Linked DNA regions of Homo sapiens: region 2 is linked to region 1. A link is a loop called in an ENCODE intact Hi-C map of the cell type or tissue named here. Cell type or tissue: PC-3. All regions are shown on one strand.

What was found. Peaks named below come from ENCODE experiments on the same cell type or tissue, not always from the same donor. Only the 100,000 strongest peaks of a DNase experiment are listed, where the experiment ranks them.
Region 2: it touches region 1 in a loop (12-fold over the local background); 2 of 110 quality-filtered maps call a loop at or near these places.

The regions. Positions count from the first base shown.
Region 1 is chr3:31,075,567-31,079,566 of GRCh38, reverse strand. No RefSeq gene overlaps it. Among named protein-coding and RNA genes, the nearest start is that of MIR466, 84 kb to the left of the region's middle. RefSeq lists a silencer at 3,853-4,000. In PC-3, no CTCF peak of the experiment used is centred here; DNase peaks (open chromatin) are centred at 1,526 and 2,286; H3K4me3 peaks cover 873 bases; H3K27ac peaks cover 2,732 bases.
Region 2 is chr3:30,773,472-30,777,471 of GRCh38, reverse strand. All of the region lies in intron 14 of GADL1 (glutamate decarboxylase like 1), which reads left to right. Among named protein-coding and RNA genes, the nearest start is that of GADL1, 120 kb to the left of the region's middle. In PC-3, no CTCF peak of the experiment used is centred here; a DNase peak (open chromatin) is centred at 2,211; H3K4me3 peaks cover 1,024 bases; H3K27ac peaks cover 1,750 bases.

The sequences.
Region 1 (4,000 bases):
TGTATGTATTATATTGATAAAATAAATGCATTAAAAGAAATCATAAAGGTCCCTGACATAGTGGGTATGATAGCAGGCTACGCAGGTTGTAAGAAGGGAGGGTGAGAGGATATGCATCTCCATTTTCATCTCATATTTGTCCCTTGCTTATCTCTCAATACAGGGTTAATATGGTGTTTTTAGGCTTCATTGCAATATGAACTAGTAATTGGACCTGTAAGATCTGTTCTATTTTCCTGTGATCCTGTGAATACAAAGAAAATTTTGAGTGGACATCAAAAGTAATGGTGATGGAGATAAGCTAGGAAGACATCTCAGCAGCTTAAGTAATACTTGTTTACTTTCGAGGTGTCAGAATTCTCCTTTTGAAAAGTCAGGTATCTTTCTACTGTGGCTTTTCTCTTAATTCATAGCCTCTTAGACGGTGAGAAACAGTGACGCTTAATCTGGAGATTCTGATTTTGGGCAGTCCAGGTAATCGCTCATGCCATGTCTTATTCTCTCAAATTCTTTGCAGGAAATATTTTCCCTTTTCCAAATTCTTCTTCATCTCTGACTTAGAGAATGGCCCAGTCAATTCCAGGGTCCTTGTCTCCACAAATGGAAGTGCAATTTATGAAAGCTCAATCCTGCTGCTATGTGAAAACATCTACAGTCACAGAGAAGAAAACAAAATGCTGGGATGAGACAAAGTACCAGTTACAGCATGTGACTGAGGTAATAATGAGCAAGATGACATCAATAGTATCATTTTTTAAAAAATAGCTTTTGCAATAATAATGACTATATTTTAATTTACTATAGTTTGATTTACTGGATATTAAGAGCTACTATCTTATAGCTCATCTCTGATCTTTGATAACTCTACAGGAATATATTATTTTCATCTCCACTTTAAAGATAAGGAAACACAGTTCAGAGATGTGCCATATCTACATCTCAGTTTAACAATAAGTCAGTGGGGTTTGGGTTTCAACTCAGGACTGTCTGACTTTAAAGGCTGTGCTTTTTGAATAGTAACATAATTTGAATTTTTGGTGGCTACTTCATCCAATGTCCAGCCATCCAGTATTTTCTGAACATCTGCTGTCTTAAGCACTGTACTGGCTTCAATAAGGCACATGTAGCTGGACCACACTGAACATACCCTAAAGGATCATATCATCTGAGTGGAGATGGGGAGAATCGGATATAAAACTCACTGTTATAAATGCAATACCATACATACTAATTTGCCTAGGACCATCTTGATTTTTTTGTCACAATAATTATTAATAGTATTTCTTTTCACTCTCAAAAGTGCCTGGGTTTGGGTAATAAACTATCTGGTTATTGTAGCAGATGCTGCCAGGTCCCACTCATATATCCCATTGCTCCTACCATCTCAGTCTGCTCCATCTGATTGCCAACTTCCAACACCAGTATTTCTTTTGACTGGGGCTTTCTTTTGCCACTGGAGCTTGTTTTGCTAGTAGGACAGAAGTGCTGAGGAGTGAATGCCCCCTGGGAGCAGCCCTCTAGCAATGACTGATGATTAGTCAGTGTATCCATACTCCAACCCCATCACCCCTTGAATGAGATAATTGAAGTGTGTATCCTATACTGGCTCCCCTGTTCCCCACAGGACTAAGTTCCAGTTGTCCACAGCGGTAACTGGCTTGAAAATGCACCTTTTATTGGCTGCCTTTCCCATCTTGTCCCTCTTCCCCACCACCCTATCATATCTTCCTGTAACTTCCAAATAACATCTCTACATTCAGATACTTGTCTGGGCCTTTCCTCTTGTCAGTAATCCAAACTGGAATACCCCTCTTATCTATAGAAAAGTTAAGGACTGAGTGGTTTGGTTTAAAGTACAACCTTCATGGGTGTAGTGAGACTTGACCTTGACATTTGGATATGATTTAGGTAACAATGTGAGGGAGGGAGGATAATACAGATAAGGGTGGCCAGGTGCAAAAGGAAGGCAGATGATGAAAAAGGGTACAGACTGGGGATGGACATTTGTTCTGGGAGAGAAAGACAGACTATAAAGCAGAAAACAGAACTTAGGCCAACAAAGACTAGAGAGCAATCACAGATGTTTGAGCAGGATAGTGAAATGTTGGACGCACTATTTTAGGATACCATGTTTGGCAGTGGGCAGTCCGACAGGATGAGGAGAGAGCTGAGTCAGACCAGCCAGTGGGGAGAATGTTGATGTTATCTGAATAGGAAGAGATGAAGGCTGAGCTCAAAGTGGAGGAAAAAATATAGTAAGAAAGAGTGGTTATGAGTCATTTCAAAGGTGAATCCACTGGATTTAGTAGGTGACTAGCTACAAAGGATGAAGGACAGAGATGAGTCAATGGTGACTGCTCCCCTCAACCTACAACCACCCTATGATTCAAGCTGTGAACAACATGGATGATAGGCTGACACATTTAAGAGAAACCAATTCTCTCAAATATTAAAGTGCATTCAGTGTCTCATTGTGTTTCTTTTCCTTTCCAAGGCCACCCCGAGTGCCTGTTGAATGGTTACTCTCTAGAGTGTACTTTTCTTTAATTAAATGACACTGTGGTTAAGAACTCAGGCATTGGGCTCAGGCCGAGCAGGGTTCAAATTTTAATATAGTTTCCTGGGTATGTGGCCTTAAGCAAGCTTAGTAATGTTTTGAGCCTCAGTTTTCTTTTCCTTTTTTTTTTTTTTTAATGTGGCTATAGTTAATCGGTTTTTTAAAATGTAGTGTTTTAAGAATTTAATGAGATAATATGCATAAATGTTGTCACAGTATGTGGCACCTATATAAGTGCTCAGAAAATGATGCCAATTATTATTAAACTGGTAAGAGCAGGCATTACACTTGCTCTTAGCCAAAAGTTCAAGAAGCATTTATGCCAATTACTATTAACAAGGTGAGGTGAACTGTCTGACCATGTCTCAGAGTGTCTGTAAGTAAAGAGGACTATTAAAGTATATCTGTAGATCAATGTAGCTAGCTAGATCTCCCCACCCCACCCTCTCTCGTTTTCTTTCTCTATCTTTATTTGAGGCCCAGAAACAGATAATACTGTTCAGCATTCTGCAGGAAGCCCAGCATCAGGAATGCGGATGAAGAAATAAAGTCTTAGCTCCAGACAATTTTTTCATCTCTAGATAGCTACAATATTGGGGAGTTTCTATTCTATTCTTTGTGCCAGAGATCATATCCCATTTCATGGATGGCTTTAGGTCAATAAATAGGTCTATTTTTTGCTCTTCAAAAGACTCCCAGACACAATTCATTTCAAACAAAAGTCACCACCCACCATCCTGCTTTTCACGCTCCTGCCCATGAAAATGATTCTCTGAACACAGAGCTCTCACCCCAGTCCAGGGGCTCAGTGGGGAGGATAGAGGTGTGAATTCTAACTGACAGGCCTGAGCTAAATAGGAACAATTGTCTTGCAGGGGAACGGTGGCAAAGGGGATGCACCCCGTCCCCTTTCAGTCTCTTCTGAAGTCAGTGCTGGTTGATTCTGCAGCTGGTGGATTCAAAATGCAGCAGTTCAGAGTGGTCATTTAGTTTGAAAAGAGCTCTGAACTGACTAGGAAGTCCCAGGTGGCACTTTTTTTGAACTTTGTGGGCGTGCCCGAGGCTTTCTTATAATCCAAGGAGTAATTCTGAGGCGAGCTGGTGGGGCCCTCTGTTGCAGCCTCTTACCTGCAATGGCAGTGTTTCCCACAGGCCCTCCTACTGCCCATTGCAGGGCTTCAAGGGAGGCAGGGTGCGTGTGGACAAATCCGTGGATTTCCTCAGATTTCATCAGAGATGACCAGGGTGCTGGAACTTCTCAGTTTGACCTTCTGTGACCAAAGTCTCCCACAGGACCAAGTTCTGTGATTTCTGATACTTAACAGATATCCCCAAATGCTGGAAAGGCCTCTCCTAAATCTCCTCAGTATCAAAATGGCAAAACCCTGAAAAGACTGCTTATCTCTGTTCTCAGGGACTTAGTCCCTCAGCTGAGCTGGGGGA
Region 2 (4,000 bases), 300 kb after region 1:
TAATGCATACTGAAAGTGAACCCATGGGAGTTTCACTGGGGATTATGTGGCCATGACATGTAGAGTCCAAGTTCTTATGGGCTAGCACCATTAAAATCAGGCAATTCCCTACCTCTTGAGTGGGATCAAGTCAGCACAGCTGACTTTATGACCCTGGTTAGTAAAAGCTCTGACTTGCAAACCCCTCTCCTTACCCTCAGGGGGAAAACGTTTTTTTTTTAAAAGCAATTTTCATTGTCCATAGCCTATTTTCCCCTTAGAAGACAAAAAACAAAAGACTCCCTACTCAGGTAAGCAACAAACATTTGCTGAGTGTCCACTATACTATGCACTGGAAATACAAACATCAAAAGGACGTGTCTCTGCCCTTGAGAAACTCAATATTCCTAGAGACAATGAGTAAAGAGACAATCACAAGGTAACCAAGAAGTACCTGAATGGAGATTAACTGTTTGCAGTGAAAGTAGAGAGAAAGGGTATCTACCCCAATGTGTGATACTAGAGCTGAGTTTTTAACAATAAGCAGATGTCAGTCAGGGGACAATTTTAAAGAAGCAGATTCCAGGAAGAATCACAGCATGAGAACTCAGAGGCTCAAGAGGGGAGAATGTGATTCAAAGACCACAGGGGTGCAAAGAAGCAGTGATGGGAGGTGAGAAGAGTAACAGGCAGAGGGAGGGTCATGGGAGCCTTGCCTTCCACGGCAGAAAGCTTGGGATTTTTGCCCCAGTCTAACTAGAAGGAAGAGGGCAGAACATAGCCTTTAAGTCATGGTCACTGATTGCCTCACTTGGCAGCGTGTCCTTTTAGCTTCAGGTCATTTTCTGTTTATTCATGGCTCAAACCTCCTAACCTGTAACATAATAGATGACCAATACAGAATACACCTCTTATCAAACCCTCTCAGGGAGCAAAGATGTGGAGAGATGGATGGTGTTATATCTGTGCCCTTATCCATTTCAGGCAGGTAGCATAGACTTTGGGGATTTGTCTTGTATTTGTCACACACAAAATAGCAAAGTGCTTAAGAATACATTTCAGATGTTAAGTAACCCATAAAGAGAAACAGGAACTGGACAATGTGAGAATTTAGTGGTGAAGTTTAGAGGAACATTTTTTCACTATGATGGGATGTGGCTGACATTTTTTAGTAGGGTAGAGAAAGAAATTACAAGTTGAGAAAGATAGGGTCACCATTTTTCTCACTAAGCTAGAAATTGTTTACGAAAAACAATGAAGAATGTGATATTTGTGTCTAACTCAGTACTGTTGGACTGACAGGGATTAGAATAACTAGACAGACTCATGTTTGTTTTTAGAGAAATTGAAATTGAGTATGGATATATAAGCTAATCTCAAATACAGAATATAATGCATTTTTTTTTTCCAAGACGGAGTCTTGCTGTCGCCCAGGCTGGGGTGCAATGGCACGATCTCTGCTCACTGCAACCTCCGCCTCTCGGGTTCAAGCGATTCCCACATCCCTAGTCTCCCGAGTAGCTGTGATCACAGGCACCCACCATCATGCTTAGCTGAATTTTTGTATTTTTGTCGAGATGGGGTTTCACCATGTTGGCCAGGCTTTGACCTCAGGTGATCCACCTGCCTCGGCCTCCCAAATTGTTGGGATTACAGGCGTGAGCCACCGCACCCAGCCTGTAGTGCACTTTTTATCTTAATTGGGAATTGAACAGGAATTGGGACATTCTCTTATCCCCAATATTTGCCAAAATGGATGATCATACAGTAAATATCCAGTTTATTTTTTTTACTGTCAGCCATCTTGGACTCTCCATCCCTTAATTTTGGAAATGCTTTTCTGCCATTTACAACCATGGTTTCCCCTTGCCTGATCTAGTAACAACTTCATTTGTTATAGTTGCTACTGAATAGAAAAAATGCATGCTGCAGACAAATTATCACTGGTTCTGAGTTTCTTAATTTCCTATCATTCTCTCCCTGCAAGTCAGGAAGTGTGCATGAATTTGGCAAGGGGGAAGGGAGATTATATATCACATAGTTTATGAGGTTTTATGCTTACTGTAGAATGAGAATACAAGTATATGATTTATAACCTGTAGTGTACTTAAAGCACACTTGAAATTTATTTCAGGGTTTATCTTGGATAGAGAATCACAAATCAAATAAGGCTTTGCCCCTCTGATTCAGACTAACGTCAGGTTGAGCTGTCACATTTCAGAATCGCTGGTGCGATAAATCTTCCATTTGGCGGCAGAAGGGGAGAGGGATTATTTGGTAATGAATCTGGAGAGTTGAAGGGTATGAGCGCATATGTATGCTTGCAAGTATGTGCACGTACGTGAGACTATTTGAGAACACAATCACTGTAGCCTAACAATGCAATGACACTGTGATACTGGATGCCTGAGTTCCAACGACTTCACTTTTTCAAGACGCCCTCCGTAAAATCCTCCTCTGACTCTCACTCATTATGATATCTTAGGTCTTCATTACTTCCCTACCTAGATTGTATTTGTCTCTTTTCTGGTCTCTCTGCCTCCTGCCATCTCCTTTTCCAGTTTATTTTCTTTACCGTCAAGCCCCTCTTTACCTCCGTCTCTGCTTCTTCATGTCACTCTTCTGCTGGAAGTCTCTGACTTGCTTCCTGTTCCCTAGTCCCATATAGCAACAGTTCTCAACCCGGTCAGAGTCAATGACCACTATTTATAGTAAATATAATATTTAGGAGAATAATATACCCTTTACTCTCCTAAAATGAAACCAATGAAATACATGACCTCCCTATACAGTTTTGTAAAAGGCAACATAAGACTTTATATACAATATGAAAGAGAAAGTTTATAAGAAAAGTTTTATTATATAAATACTTGAGCATGACAGTATTGGAATACATAAGGAAGTGATAAGATTCTTGCATATACTCTTAGAAACACAGTGAATGTAGTCTATGAATGCAGACTATTATAAGTAGGTGATGTTAGTGATGAAAACAGCAACAGTGTGGTATTAATGATATACTTTTCAAAAATTATGAACTTTTGCGAATACTCTGAAGAAATCATTTTTCCCTTGCTTTACATGGTAGTAGAAAACTATTAAAAATGGCCACAAAATATTTGGCATTGGTATGTTAAACAGTTAGGTTCTGCGCTTGAATAATTATAACCAAGCTTCTTACCTCATACATTTCTACTAGGACATTTGAAAGTTGTGTAAAACATGGGACACAGTTCAATGTCACTCAAGATTGCTCTACACAGTGCAGGGCAGCTGACACCTCTGGTTTCCACCTACTAAATGCCAGTAGCAACCCTCTCAAAATCATGAAAATCTGAAACATTTACCCAAATTTCCTAGGTATTCCCTAGGAATGTTGTACCATTTCCTTGAGAACCACTGTCTCACAGGATAAAATCTTACCATATCTTACCAATCGAATCTTGTCTCTTTGGCATCCAAAGCTCTCCATGTCTGAGTAAATTGGGCCAGAGGAGTTAGGAAACACTGGAAATTGGGTACTGGATATCTTTCACTAATCAAATTGACAAATCACTGTAGTTTTTAATGTTGATGTCTACTGTTGGTGAGCGTCAGGAGATTCCTGTAAGCTATTCATGGGTAAATTTTGTACCATTTTTCTGAAAAGCAACATTATAAAACATATCAAATATCTTATCTTTCAGCAATTCCTTTTCTAAAAATGTATTAAGTTATAGAAATATGGAGGAGAAGCTACTAAGACATTCATAGGCATTATTTTAAAATAGCAAATATTTCAGAAGAAACTATTCAACTATAAAGAGCTGGCTAAATTTTAGTACATAACTTATAAACAAATTTGTAGTGTCCAGACAAGATTGTGTTTCAAAATAATTCATATTAAAAAGGGGTTTAAAACAGCCACTGTAGTATATTAATATCGAAATTTTATGCTTAAGTATACTTAAGTACATGTAAAATACTATGTTTTAAGGGTGCATAAGAGGTGCCAAAATATTTTTAGAGATAAAGTTGCAGG